3 separate regions of the Homo sapiens genome follow, and regions 1 and 2 are each linked to region 3. The links are chromatin loops, found by intact Hi-C in ENCODE. Cell type or tissue: endothelial cell of umbilical vein. All regions are shown on one strand.

Region 1 (5,000 bases), 1.2 Mb before region 3:
GGCCTTTTGGGAGGAATTTGAAAAAAAGTTTAACAATGAGTGTGATTTAGAGAAGGTTCAAAATACAAGTGAATCATATGAAGGTGTTTTTAAAGCATATCCTAAATTAGTGGGATCAGCAAGTGAAGAATCTGTAGGGCAAGCTGGCAGGCTGGAGAAGCAGGTAGGAGTTGACATGTAGACTTGAGTCTGAAGGCTAAAAATTCAGGCAGAATTTCTATTTTGCAGTCGGGAGGCAGAATTATTCTTCTTTGAGAACCTTTCATTTTTTCCCTAATGGCTTTCAAGTGATTGGATGAGGCCCATTCACATTATAGAAGCTAATCTGCTTTTCTTAAATTCAACTGATTCTAAATATTAATGACATCTAAAAAATGCACCAACATTTAGACTAGCATTTGACCAAACAACTAGTGATCATAGACTACTCCAATTCACGCATAAAATTAACCATCACCAGTAGGAAATCAAGAAAAATTCTACAGAGAAGTTGACAACCTAAAAGTCCTTAAAAGGATGGTTGAAATATGGGAGTAGGAGAATATGGGCAGGCATTTTATTCAAAAGAAACAGCAGGAACAAAAATATGGCAAACACCAAAATATCCAGTCACATAATGAAATTCCTTTGTGCTAATGCTTACAAAGCAATAGTACTCCTTTTCAAGACAAGCTGCCCAGGTAACTAGAAAAAAACAAGGCAAAATAATATACATAATAAAATCATACATACATGTACATAATAAAATCATAAAGCCTTGAAAGTTGAAAATACATTGGTAATTATTTATTTAAAAATTTCACTTAGTGCTGAATTTCTAAATTATCCACCTGTTATTTGGATATCTAGTTTCTTTTTTTTTTTTTTTGAGACAGAGTCTCCCTCTGTTACCCAGGCTGGAGTGCAGTGGCGTGATCTCAGCTCACTGCAAGCTCCGCCTTCTGGGTTCATGTCATTCTCCTGCCTCAGCCTCCCGAGTAGCTGGGACTCCAGGCGCCAGCCACCACGCCCGGCTAATTTTTTTGTGTTTTTTTAGTAGAGACGCGGTTTCATCGTTTTAGCCAGGATGGTCTTGATCTCCTGATGTCATGATCCGCCCGCCTCAGCCTCCAAAAGTGCTGGGATTACAGGTGTGAGCCACAGAGCCCGGCCTGTGTATCTAGTTTCTTCTTATTTCCAGTTTAGACATATAGCTCTCTTGTGGGGCAAATAATTTGAGATTTGTATATGCTTTCCAGAACATTCTCCACTTCTCAGGATGGCAATGTTGTGGTAATTGGAGCAGGACTCTGTGGTGAACATTTCTTGACTACAATCCAGGTTCTATCACTTATTAGTAGTGTGAGCATGTGTGCATTAGATAACCTGTGTCTCCAGCAATGGCGTGTGTGACATGGGGATAATAATTCCTACCTGCTGAGAATGTGTTAGAAATATCTTATACAGTCCAGGCGAAGCCCTATCATCTTGCCTATATAATAATCTAGGTCAGCTATTATAAAAATATAACAAGGAACATTAATATGAACAATATAGCAATTATCCAAAAATAATAGTATAACAATAATACATTCACACAAAATGATGTTCACCCAGTGGGATTGGAAGATTAGATAGAGCTAATTTTGCTACCACAAGAAAAATCTTTTGCTAATTATTTCCTTAAGTATTTCCTTTTTGTCTCTAAAGAATTTTAATTCACTCAATTATTATTCACAAAGTAGTGTGTAAATTTTTATAATTCTGGTCACTAATTCAGGACACCCTACATTTGCTAATATCCTTCTTGGAATGTGTTGCCTAGAAATTAAAGTTTTCCAGATATGCTGATCAGAGCACAGCATTCAGAAGAACTCTATTTTCCTGAGAAAATACTTTTTTCTACTCATGTATCCTAAATTTGCTTTAGATATTTTTTACAGTAAATTGATGGTTCCACTGAATTTATAATCAACTTAAACTCACAGCTCTTTTTCAAATTATCAGTAGTTGCTGTGTGCTTAATGTATTCAAACCCAAACAGGAACTTTTTCTTCATCCATATGCAGTTCTACCATACTTATTACCTATTAGAGACCTTGGTTGTTGAATGTCCATGTCCTTACCGATTTTGATTCTATTAACTTATTAAACTTTACTCCACTTGGTGGCAGTCACAGTTTGATAAATAAAAAACTTCTACATCTTTAGGCATTTTAAACCTTTCCATGAGTACAGGGCCAAGTTTAAGTCCTTAAGAACACCATTACAGACATCTTCTCCAGACAGATACTGATATATTTACACCAATTCTGGGTCATGTTGTTAGAGTAGGTATGAATTTATCTAAATCTACTGCAATGTACTTCTCAACTATCTTTCTTGAACAGCAGAATATCCCGAAATGTTTTTTCAAGGTCTCTGACAAATAAGATTTCTAATTGAGAGAACCCCAAAGAAAGAAACTGTGTTAGTTTTACATGATTAGTTCTGAGTGAATTTGTATGTATTACCCATTGATATCCACTACCTTCAATGTTTTCACAATCATGTGGTTAAATACGGAATAGGCTTATAGAGTAGAAGGCAATATCTATAACAATTTAGGGAGTTAAACATTAATGGCTAATCATAAGAGGTTGCTAGATACTCAAGAAAACAATTGCTTTTTCTTTTATTCTGAGTGACAACTAGCAACTAGCTTCATTTAAATTGTGGACTTTGAATGGAAGTAATGTCTGCTCTTGAAGGACCAAGATTTTTGTCTGTTTGTTTGTTTGAGACAGGGGTCTTGCTGTGTTGCCCAGACTGGTCTTGAACTCTGTGGCTCAATGGATTCTCCTGCCTCAGCATCCCAAATAGCTGGGATTACATGTGCACACCATAATGCTTGGCCAGAACCAATACTTTTAAGAAACAGATGTATCTCCTCCAAGTTGCCTCATACTCTATCTATACTTAATGCAGAGAATTGCAATGTTTTAGGGAACAGCAGAGATTGAAGCTGTATGAACACTGTTTTCTGAATCAAGATTAGCTAAAAGCAGCTGGTTCTTCAGGAATACCTACTTTAAATTACTATGGGAAGGAGAATTAAACTTATTCTGTTTTTGTCTTCGTATATTTTTGGGTTTATTTAATTTAGCAGTTAAGCCAACCAAATTAACCCAGTTTGAATTCCTTCTGTAATTTACATACAAAAAAGACTTTTAGCTTGTACTTAAAGAGCTTTAATAATGAAAAAAAAATTAAATAACACACTTAACCAATGCAGAACTCTTTAAGAAAATTCATCTTTGTTTAGCTGGAATGTTTCTCTGAAGAGACTTTATTAAATCCTGTCCTTTCACAGAATCACTCTTTAAATCTTTGCATAATAAATAAGATTATTGTTTGCTTTCTGAATAATGTATGGGTGCCTCACCTTATAACTGCAAAATTAAGGCATCTCTATCTTCTAGGGGAAGCAATCCAGGAACTGTTTTTACATTACAATTATCAAGATTCAGATATGGCAATTGTGATTTTGTATCTCAAGGAAGCGACAATCCACTCAAAATAATCTGCAGCATACTCACCGGAATACCATGAAGCAGAAAAGGGCATGTGCTAGCCATCTTTGGGCATTGTTTTGGGCAACTGTGAGGGAATAGCCAAAGTTTGGATACCACAGTGGTAGACACCATCTGGCTCCCTTCCACCCATCTGTCGCAGACACACCTGATAAACCACTCTATTTTTTTTTGATTCAAAGTGATACAAACCATTATTCATTATCTTTCTACTAAGAACATCTAAGAAGCTCTATCACTGTTAATCAAGAGAATCCCAAACCAAACTACCTTGCTAGGGGAAAAGTCTCTGAGGAAGGATGTGCTTCTTATTTGGTTGCCTAGCCTTTTAGCTGAATGACCAACTCATTAAACATACCTCCCTTTCCTCAATAAGGGAAGATCCAAACACTATTACGTTTTCTTATAAATTGCGCTAAACTTTGTTATACTTTCTTTTCTTTTCTATGTTACTCCTAATGTTACTCTCACATTTTCCCCTGACTTTCTGGCCCAAGATTACTGGCCATTTTTTCCTTCATACTTGAGAGGTTCAGGAGGCATCAAGATCACCTTCACTCCTGAAACCAATTGCAAGTTTGGGGGAACCCCAAGACCATTTGCAAGTCTCATAAATCATTAGAAAGATTTGCAGAACTCACTGAAAGCTGCTTTACTTGTGGTTATGGTTTATTACAGGAAAATACTCAGATTAAAATTAGCAGAGAAATAAATTCACAGGGAAGAGTTTCAAACATGAGTTGTTTTCTCCCAGCGGAGTTGTAAAAAGTCGTAACTTCTCCCAGCAATAATGTGTGACAGAGTTTTAATGGGTCATGGTCAGGTAGATGTAGTTGCCCAGGTGGCTGGCCTTAGTATCCAATACCTTTAGGGGTTGACCTGACCAAAGGTATAGCTTTGGTGGCCTAAAGACCCCATAATAAATCATAATGTTAGCCTAGACTATCTGGTGGGTCCAAAGTCCCCATCATATATCCTATTGTTATAGTAGTCCAAGGCCCCCAGTAAACAAAGACTCCAAGGGAAGACGTTTTAAGAATCACCTCCCAGAAGCAAAGGCCAAAAGCCAGAACTCTCTTTGGATAAGGTTAATCCATTACTCCCTCCACAATAATTTATATGGAACTTCTTCTGATATGATTTAATAACAGCACATAAGAAAATATTATAGAAGTACATTTCATCATTTAGTTATTAATTCAACAGGTAACTATTCAGCATTTTCTGTGTACCCTTTCTATTTTCCCTGTAAGCTCTCTGTTCTATACCCTTCATGTCCTTTTGACCTCAGCTTTCCTCATGTTTTTTTTTTTCTTGCCTTGTTGTCTTGGGTATAAAGTTTTCCATTGCCTTAAGTGAGAATACATCACCCATGATCATATTAGAAGGAAGTCTAACCCAGATGTCAATGCCTAGCTCGTGGAATTCTATTGGGTATTAATTTGCCTG
Region 2 (5,000 bases), 300 kb after region 3:
AGATGGAACTTACTCGTTCTTATTGTAATTATTCTTTGCAATTCTTTTCTCAAAAACATTGAAGAATTGACATTTTCTCTAACATCTCTCACTCTGACTGTGAGAAAATCAAATGAAATTTGCTCCCTTTATAAATTATTTCTTGTTCTAACTTCATTTTATAGCCCAGTACAAAGTATCTAAAATAAATAAAAAACAGATTAAATATATAAATTAAGTACAGTGTACCCTTTTTTCTGCTTAATTGCATAAAAAACCACACCTTACTTGAACTACAGTGACATCTTGTGGCCTAAAGTGTTTGATTTTTTTAATATATAAATCATTGTTTTTGTTTTCTGATTCTCTTCAGTTCTAAGTTTTAAAGCAGGTACTTTTCATTCAAGAAAATGCCATAGGCATAAATTCTGAACAATCACTAAATATTCCATAAATAAAATATTAAATCGGGAAAAAATTAATGACAAATATGGCTAAGAATAATTGCTGACCTAGTTTTTTTTTTCAGAGTAGTGTGTTTAACTTGAAGTATATTTTATTTTTAAAATATGTGGGAAAAACTCATGTCACTTCATTTAAAATTGGAGACAAGTAGTTTCAATCATTTTGCTATTTTTGTGTAATTAAAAAGGAATCAATTTTTTTTAAATTGTAAATATGATCCCAATATCTGCACGTTAAAAACATTTTTCTTCTATGGAATGCACATCATCTTTTTAATGTATAACTTTTAGTTTTATTCTTTAAATACATACTAATAAATTAATTGAAGTTATGATTTCCTCAAGCCTCTGCTTTCTTCAGTTATTTCAGTAATTGCCAGATGGCTTCTGATTATTTTCACTGTTCCCCAGGGTTCCATATTAAACACATTAAATCACATCTTCAAAATTTAAAGAGGAAGTATAATTGCACCTCAAAAGCTCTTATTATACATCTTACAAAAGTGTAATTATGAATTAAACAGTATTATCTTGAATATACAGAGAGCTGCGGTTTGTAAAGCTAATTTGTAAAGAAACAAAATAATGGTGATATACAATTTAAACTAATTTATTTATGTATGTTATACATATGGTATTCAAAATTAATTTAAAATAATGGTTAACTAGTTAACTCATTTCATATGATAAAGTATATATTAAGAGTTTAATAATGTGTATCTAAACCTATTTCTGCTGTATTGTCATTTAAGTTTTAGAAAACAATTAGTTCATTATAAAAAGTATAATTAAGATATTCTTCTCAGCAGTACATATTGATTTCTATAATTCTGTTGTTTTGGTTCTAATTTTAGTATATGTGCTACTGAAGCAAACACTGTTGTTCCATCGTATAGCATCTATTCTACAAATTGCAAAATGAGTGTAGCTCTTTTTATAACTAGAATAAGTAAAGGTAATAGATTATATGTATACTAATTATCATTGCAAATATAAATATGTCAACAACAAAGCATTAGTTTGTGTGGCTTGTAAATGAGTGCTTCACAAGTATTGGGACACTAGGTTAGTTAACAGCCAATTTTGGTACCTCTTCTAATTGATAACTGAAGAAAGGCTTTTAACCTTAGTATGTTCTAGATTAATTACATGAATTAACCCAAAAGTCTACTTTCACTCTCTGGGATACTATTAACTTTAACATAAACCTAGAGTAAATTATAAATATCAAGCAGATATATAATTGTTATTACTATATCTACCCATTTATTTTTACTAGAATATTGGTAAAATCTGCATGCATGTTTGGCTAAGGACAAAGGTATGTTCCCCCAGATAAGAACCTACTATTCTCTATTTTTAATGTCCCAAAATAATGTATATTTAATGATTTTATTACTTTCTATATTTACTCCATAAATCAGGAATTATTCTTTAAATAATTTCTGAAAAAATTTTAAACCGTGATTTTTAATATAATTATTTCAACATGCTATAATATGCATTTTAAACAAATCTTACAAAATTCTTCTTATGACAGGGAGAAATAGGAATAATAAATGTATATTATTAATAGTAGTCTTTTATTTATTGAAGTATATGTTACATTCTCAAGCTTTATTGTGGTCTGATAAAAATTACATGTAGTTGTGGTATAAAATGTGATAATTTTATAAATTTATACATTATGAAATGATTACCACAATCAACATAATACATCTATCACCACAAATAGAATAAAACAAGTAAAGTAATTTATTTTGAGGACTAGTTTCTTTTCATATTGCAATTGCTATAATGAGACAAATTATAATAACCTTTTCTGGTTCTGATGCTTTATAAATATAGTACTTTTTAAAATTTCTAGTATTATTTATGTATCATATTACAATCATACTTTAATAAATAATAAATAAACAAACTGAAGGTAATATGTGTTATCTTGCTTGAGGTCACAAAGTTTCTAGGTTTTCAAAAATATAATTCATTCTGAGTTGCTTCACCACAAAAGCTTGATCTCTTTTTATTCTATATTGCTTGCTTTTCTCTCATCATGTCTCTTGAACATATTTAAGTTTATGAAATTAATTGAGAAAAATTTAGGTCAGCATTCCAGTTGATATACAAACAACAATAATGACTCATAATATCCTTATAAAAATAAGCCTTTGTGTGATCACTTAAATATTTAACACTTTAAAATCTTCCTAAAATCTTCTTCAATATGACTGGGCATTCAAAAATATGACTTAGCGTTACATAATGGCTGTAGATGTGGGTGTTTATTGAAAACCTTCAAGAATTTCTTTATTTGATAATTTTCCAATCACATAAATATCATATAAATTATTATGTATCTTATTCTGGAACTGCAAATATTCTACATTTACATATATATTTGATTTCCCCTGTATTATAAAGTTTTCTAATTTTCACTATATTATAGTATCTTTTATTTAATTCTGTGCATAGTATACACTTTAATTTTACATTTATTTATATTTATATTTACATCTAATTTCTATTTTAAATCTATAGAGGTAATAAATTTAATTTATACTGATTGTGAAAAAAAGGTGGAGTATTTTGACTTGTGTTTTTGTCTATGCTTTTAGAAATGTAGATTGGCTAGTCCTTCTTGTTTTTAGGGTATACACACACACAAACATATGAACTTCACAACGAGAGAGGGAGGTTAAATGGTAAAAGGTGAGAAATTTTAAAAATATATGAAAAATGTGAGACTATATTAAGAAATGATGAGTCTGGATATATGTAAAAGTTATACATGAAGAAGTAGAAAATATCTATCAATGAAAAAATTGCTTTTAAACTTTATAAAAGCTATATTTTCAAAATGTATCTGAGATTTATTTAAAGAGAACACATGGCCAGAAGTGGTGGCTCACGCCTGTAATCCCAGCACTTTAGAAGACCTACCGAGGCTCATGGATCACCTGAGGTCAGGAGTTCGAGACCAGCCTGGCCAACATGGCAAAACCCCATCTCTACTAAAAATACAAAAAAAAAATTAGCTGGGCATCGTGGCGGGCATCTGTAATCCCAGCTACTAGGGAGGCTGAGCAAGAGAATCGCTTGAACCTGGGAGGCAGAGGTTGCAGTGAGTCAAGATCACGCTATTGCACTCCAGCCTGGGCAACAAGAGCAAAACTCGTCTCAAAAAAAAAAAAAGAACACATTCAGCAATCTAAATATAATTTACATTCTTATGCTGATGACCATGATTATAGAAGAAGTTAGAAGTAAATAAATATATTAATGAATAAATAATTTTATGGTACAAGAAATAAAGGCATAAAGCCAATATCTCTTTTCATTTACATTTTTTCCTGTAATCAAAAGGAAAGACTCACTTCTATAACCGGATGTGTAATACTTTGCATCCAAATAAGAAAAATCTACAAAGCTGAGGAAAAGCATCTGTTAAAAGATTTTATGTTGCGGTATGCACAGGTCCAAGTGCATTGATGGTTCATGGCAAAGACTTAGGTTTTCTTGCAACATCTGGATATTTCAGGAAAAAATAGAAGTAGATCTGTTTCTGAATAACTTAGGAATTGGCAAACTGGATAATAGGGAATCAATCTGGATAACAGTGAATTTTAGAGATTTAGATAATAAATTTAAATAATAGTGAATTTTATTTATTAATATTAATTCACTGTGAATAGTAATAGTGAATTTTTGATATTTAGAAATATACCTATATTATTTATGTTTACAAATTTAAATGCATGAATTTGGACTTAGATATTTTATTTTAATTTTTAAAACCACCTTAATAATGTATGATTGACACAAAAAGACATAAATATTTATTATATGCAGCTTGATAAGTTTGGAGATAAGTATGCATATGTAAAATCATTACCACAATCTATGCCATAAACTTATACATTACCTCCAAAAGTTTTCTCCCACACTCTTCAGTTATTGTTGTTATTATTACAGTGATAAGGACATTTAACATAACATCTAGCCTCTGGGCACATTTTTAAGTATACAAATGATATTGTTAACTATAGACTCTATGCAATACAATAGATCTCCAGGGCTTACTCTTTTTGTGTAACTGCAACTTTTTAATCTTTGGCTAATAAATCTTCATTTCCCCCTCCCCTCAGTCCCTGGAAACCACTATTCTAGCCTCTACTTCTATGAGTTTGATTATTTTAGATTTTTCTCATATAAATGGGATCTTGTAGCATTTGTCATTCTTTTTCCAGTGTATATCACTCAGCATAATGTCTTCCAGATTTATCCGTGTTGTAGCGAGTGGTAGAATTTACTTCTTTGTAAAAACTGAATAATATTCGATTGTATGTATATACCGTATTTTCTTTTTGCATTCATCCATTGATAAACATTCCAGTTGCTTTCATGTTTTCCCTATCGTGAATAATGCTGCAATGAACATGGGAGTGCAGACATCTTTTTGAGATCGTGATTTCAATTTCTTGAATGTATATACAGAAGTGGGATTGCTAGATTATATAATAATTTCATTTATAATTTGGCGGGGAACGTCCATCCTTT
Region 3 (5,000 bases):
GTGTCTGGGCAATGTGGGGAGAACAGTGGCACGTACATAAGACCACCCCCATGTACAACAGCCAGTCCAGTTCACTGGTAAGACCACCCTGTGTACCCACAGACTCATAAACTCCCAGGGGGCACAAAGTCCATCAGAGCCTGACCGTGGTGGGGCTGCTTGCTATACCATACCTTCAGTGTGGTGACATGTGTTATGTTTGCACAGGTCGTAAGGGGCATCCATCCCACAGTGGCGGTACCCTAATGCTGTTCTATGCACCATGTTGCTTGGGTCAGGGGTACTACATGTTCCCCCACTAGCCAGTCCCACCCATCATAAACACTATGGGCCAGCCAGGAGGTGGGTGTACCATGGGTCTTGCAGTGTCCTTTGTCCAAGGCTAGCCATGTTGCGTTCCAGGCATCGGTCATGGGACCCCAAATCTCCAGCCATGTTCAGTTCTCTGCAGACCCTGAATGTATGTGCTGAGGCAAGCCATCTGCAGCTGCTGCTGGAAGGGCAATGCAGATCCAACTGTTGGAAACATTGGTTACCTCAGTGTAGTCGAGGGCCCAGCCCACAATGCAATCGGAGCATGTTAACCAATGGTCAAAATGACAGAGCAGGCACAGGTACTAACAGAGGTAAATCACATCCCTCAGGCAAAATACAGGCTAACCTTTCATCCTGGATAAGAATGCAGCCACCAAAGGTTTCTGCACTGGGCGATGGTAGCACATTTTCTCGGCTCCCCATGATTACTTTGGGTCCTGTATATATGCCAAAGTCACAGGAAAGCTCATAATAGGACATGCAGACAGTACATATGTCCCCTGGAGAAGGGTTCCCCCCCGACTGTTCCCCTATGAACAGTCAACTGTGAGGGACATGTATTGAACACCCAAGGAGTTTCATGCAAGTCATACTGTAGGCCCTCTACCCAGGGAGCTTTGATGGCCAGCTACCAGGAGTGGGGGGCTTTGGTCCATGTGGTCCATGGTCACAGCCAAGTTTTCTGTTCTCTTGCCTACCATTCATCTCCACACCTGGTTGTGGGAGGTCATCCTTCCTCCCATAAGTTTTGCCACATAGCTTGGCCCCACATGGACCAGTGACCAAGTGGCCACTTCTGTATTTTCCAGGTAGGTAACCACAAGGTTAAGCCTCAAGAGACCACCCAGCTATTGGTACAGATTGTCATAGGTGTCACCTCCTTAGTGATCACCATCCACACTGATCTAACTTCAGCCCATTGGCTACTTTGCCCATACTCAGTTTCAAACCGTATGGTGTCAATATTAGGTTGGACTGCAACAGTTTTCCAGGAAGCAGTAGTATCTTGGCTAGACCCATCTGTGTACCATGACCCACTGGCAATAGGGGGGCTCCCTTCCTTAAATGGTGCTGGCTTGGGGTCTAGGGGTGCCTCAGGCCCCATGGCCTTATCTTGCATTAGGACTACAGGTCCCAAGACCTCTTGCAGCTCTGCTTCTAAGGGACTCATACTCAGAGTACTCCGCTGCTCAAAGTACGTGTCCCACTTTGCTAAGGTGGATGTCTGCGCTGTCCCAGTCCAAGGGGTCATTGCCCATGAATGCACCCATCCCACTATAGAGTATGTTGTCCGCATGACAACTGTAGCCTATCTTGTCATGCTCTCATGAGGCTGAAGGGCGGCATATACAGCTGCTGTTTCTCTGTCAAGAAATACCGGAGCTCAGCTGCTTTCCAAAGTTGGGACCAAAAATCTACTGGCATTCTAAAGGGCTCCGTGCACTGCGAGGGGCCCCAGCCAAAACCATCTGTGGTCACATGCACATGCAGCTCAAATGGGTGCCCCTGGTCAACTTCCTGTAGGGCTTGTGCCTGCTGAATAGCCCAGCTGGCTGCTAGGAAGGAGGTCCCAGCCGCACCATTCCAATCCCAGGAAAGAGGAGCATTGCCATTTCTAAATCTGCAAAATAATCAGAAGTTAACATAATATCACCCATGACATATAGAGACCATGACATATAGTGAGGCTATGCATATAGCCCTGCGGCAACACTGTGAAAGTCCATTGTCATCGTTCCATGAAGGAAAGCTATTTCTGGCTCTCTAGAGCAATGTCAATTGAGAAGAATGCATTGGCCACTATGTGGCCACTATTGTTCCACTATAGTGGTACTGTTCCAATTTCATCATAAAGTGGTCCATCAAGTCCGTGATAAATGGGTCAGCTGCCAAGCCATGTAGAATGTCCACCCATAGAATGTATCTGTGCTAGTGTCTACCAGTGCCAGCACTTGCCGTATGTTGGTGGGGGACAAGTGGATTGCTAATTTCACATGTGGCCTCCAGTCGTCCGGTGTTTTTCTAAGCTGGTCACCTTGGCCAGTTCCTTAATCAAATAGAAAAAGCTCTACACCCGCGCCCAGCTGCAGCAAATAATCTTTGAACTGGAACTCCCGGGAGGGACCTGGTCATGCAGCATTACCCTTCTCCTGAATGACTTGCACCAAGTCTGTATACGACTGCCATCTACTGACAGTTTTGAGTATTTCACCGGCATCGTTCACAGTTCCTGTGGTTGCCCATAGCCTCTCAGTCAGGGTGTGGTCACCTTGCCCTTGTTCCAGCCAGCTACTTACTTGCAGCCACTGACGAAAGAAGGGATGAGTTGTGATAGAGGCCAGCTTTTCCATCTCAGAGGTGGAACAGCATATACAATCTGCCCCCTCGTTTCACAGACAAAGCATCCAGGTGGGCAGGGGTTTCCTGGACGCTGGTAACACTGTTTCTTTAATTCCCACACCTCCCCGCGGGACCCCTTAGGGACTAAGCAGGCAATTCCTGCAGCACAGTCACAAATGCCCAACCAACTGCTGGCAAAGGCTGGCTCCTTCTCGATGCTCTGTGCTTCCAGCTGCTTCAGTGCCTTCTCCATGCTTGTGGGGGACCCACCTACCACCACCCAGGTTTCCACCAGAGCCCATCCAAGCAGCACAGATGCTTGTAAGCACAGCCTATCCAAGTACCACAATCCATGTTGTGGCCACATGGCTGACCTGGAATCAACAGGGGCCAAAGGCTCACTCACTTTGGCATCCTGTCGACTATGTCAAGTGTCACACCAAGTGTCAGATTCCAACCCAAGCTGAGGACCGAAGGGAGTGGGTAGACAAGTGGCAGACAGCTGAAAGAACACTTGAGGAATTGTAAGAAGTTTCAACATGGCTTTGTTCTCTCTCTGGGAGCAAGCAAGCCATCCGTATGTACAGCATCAGCAGGGTAGTTATACCTTTTACAGACAATAGTGGCTCCGAGCCAAGTGCGAGGTCATGTGAGTGGTTACATAATGCGCCTCACATGGAGTGGTTACATAATGTGCAGAGTTGTGCACCTGTGCTCCAAACCTGCTGAGTCATGCCACATCAGAAGCCTGCCTTGGCCTACTCCTGACTAAAGTGCAGCCATTTCCCTTACACTGGGGAACTTTAGTGATGAAATGTTCTCCATCATTCTTTGCTTTATTTTTTTCTTTTGTAAGTTTCACATTTCCATGGAATTAGCAAAATTCATCAAATAGAACACTTAGAACTGTGTGTTTTCTTTTTTGTATACTTTGAGTTTCCATTTTAGCATTTTATTTTTTATCGTATATAAATTGCACCTGAACTTTTAAAAAAATAATAAGAATGAAATAAAGCAAGCAGAGAACCAAAAGTAAGGGGTTATAGTAACCTATTTTACTTCCCACCACAACAAAAATTAAAGGAAATTAAAAGGATTTTTTTCAGTGTTACTAGATGTGGTTTGACCTATATTTGAGTGCTCTAGATTACTGAGGTTAGGAATATTTGTACTACAATTATGTAAAAAAGTGTGTATGGAGGAGACAGAATAGCCAACCAACATTTGGATGGCATCATGTTTTAATATCTTTGTTTAATATGATTCAAAGCATCATACATAATTGCAAACAATATTCCTTTTAAGGATGAAACTATCTGCAGATATATCTGTTTTAAGCAATTAGTGCACAAACCAATGTCAATTGAGAAATTTGAAATTAGGTCAACTATTTTTGTTGCTTGATTCCAAGCAACCAATTTTACTTAATTTTACATAAATTTGTTTGCTATTTGTCACACTCTACAAACATTTGCTTTTAATTCTATTATCTAGAAGAAAAAAACTAAGAATGGGAAATATTTTTAAAAAATGAAGGCTTGCTATGATTCTACAGAAAACTCCTCTCAAATTATAGATTCTTTTTGTAAAAGAAAGTCTCAAACACAGAGTAATAATAATATAGAACTATATTTCCTATAATTCACAACTAGTTGACTTGTGCTAAGTTGTATTCTTTTCACCTTCTCTAGTATTAAAGAATTCACTTCAGGATTAATTGTCTCCTCATTCCTTCTAAGAAGTTATGTTCTGAATAAAAGTGACTGCCTGGGCAGGCTGAAAGGTGGATTTTAGAAAGCTGACTCAAGGATTCTGGGAATATTTATGAAAATATGTATTCTAACATAGGAGTTAAAAGCATTCAGAGTCTCAAAAACGTTGGTTTCTATGAAAATAATATTTTTGGTAATTTTTACAGTGATATTTCATATCCACATTACTCATTCACTGCCTGTAGAAAGATCTGAGGGTATTGCTCTTTGCAATTTATCAACAGCCCAATGTTTCTGAAGACTTACAAATAATTTATTTTTCTTTACCAATTGGTAAAGCTATAGGTGAGGAAGAATAGTCAAAAGGTATTTAGGAAAAGCACTCCCATTATATACTTAAGAGATGAAACCAATCTACTCTGAGCCAAAGAAAGCAAAAAATAAATAAATAAAAGAAACACAGAAATGTTAAGCATTTCTGCAATGACTTAACATTTTTTTAAAGTCTGAGCTTTTTCATACCCTCACATCTCAAACAGAAGAATGATTTCTTCTCATAATTACTTAATAATTGAATTCTAATAGTGGTATAATATTATCCAGAACATAAGGATTAATTGTCATATAAAAGAT

Evidence for each region. Peaks named below come from ENCODE experiments on the same cell type or tissue, not always from the same donor. Only the 100,000 strongest peaks of a DNase experiment are listed, where the experiment ranks them.
Region 1: it touches region 3 in a loop (31-fold over the local background); 4 of 110 quality-filtered maps call a loop at or near these places.
Region 2: it touches region 3 in a loop (2.6-fold over the local background); 5 of 110 quality-filtered maps call a loop at or near these places.

The regions. Positions count from the first base shown.
Region 1 is chr4:117,557,673-117,562,672 of GRCh38, reverse strand. All of the region lies in intron 2 of LINC01378 (long intergenic non-protein coding RNA 1378), which reads right to left. Among named protein-coding and RNA genes, the nearest start is that of LINC01378, 130 kb to the right of the region's middle. In endothelial cell of umbilical vein, no CTCF peak of the experiment used is centred here; no DNase peak of the experiment used is centred here.
Region 2 is chr4:116,051,909-116,056,908 of GRCh38, reverse strand. No RefSeq gene overlaps it. Among named protein-coding and RNA genes, the nearest start is that of MIR1973, 250 kb to the left of the region's middle. In endothelial cell of umbilical vein, no CTCF peak of the experiment used is centred here; no DNase peak of the experiment used is centred here.
Region 3 is chr4:116,356,288-116,361,287 of GRCh38, reverse strand. No RefSeq gene overlaps it. Among named protein-coding and RNA genes, the nearest start is that of MIR1973, 59 kb to the right of the region's middle. In endothelial cell of umbilical vein, a CTCF peak has its summit at 2,506 (motif pointing left); DNase peaks (open chromatin) are centred at 2,517 and 3,317; H3K27ac peaks cover 358 bases.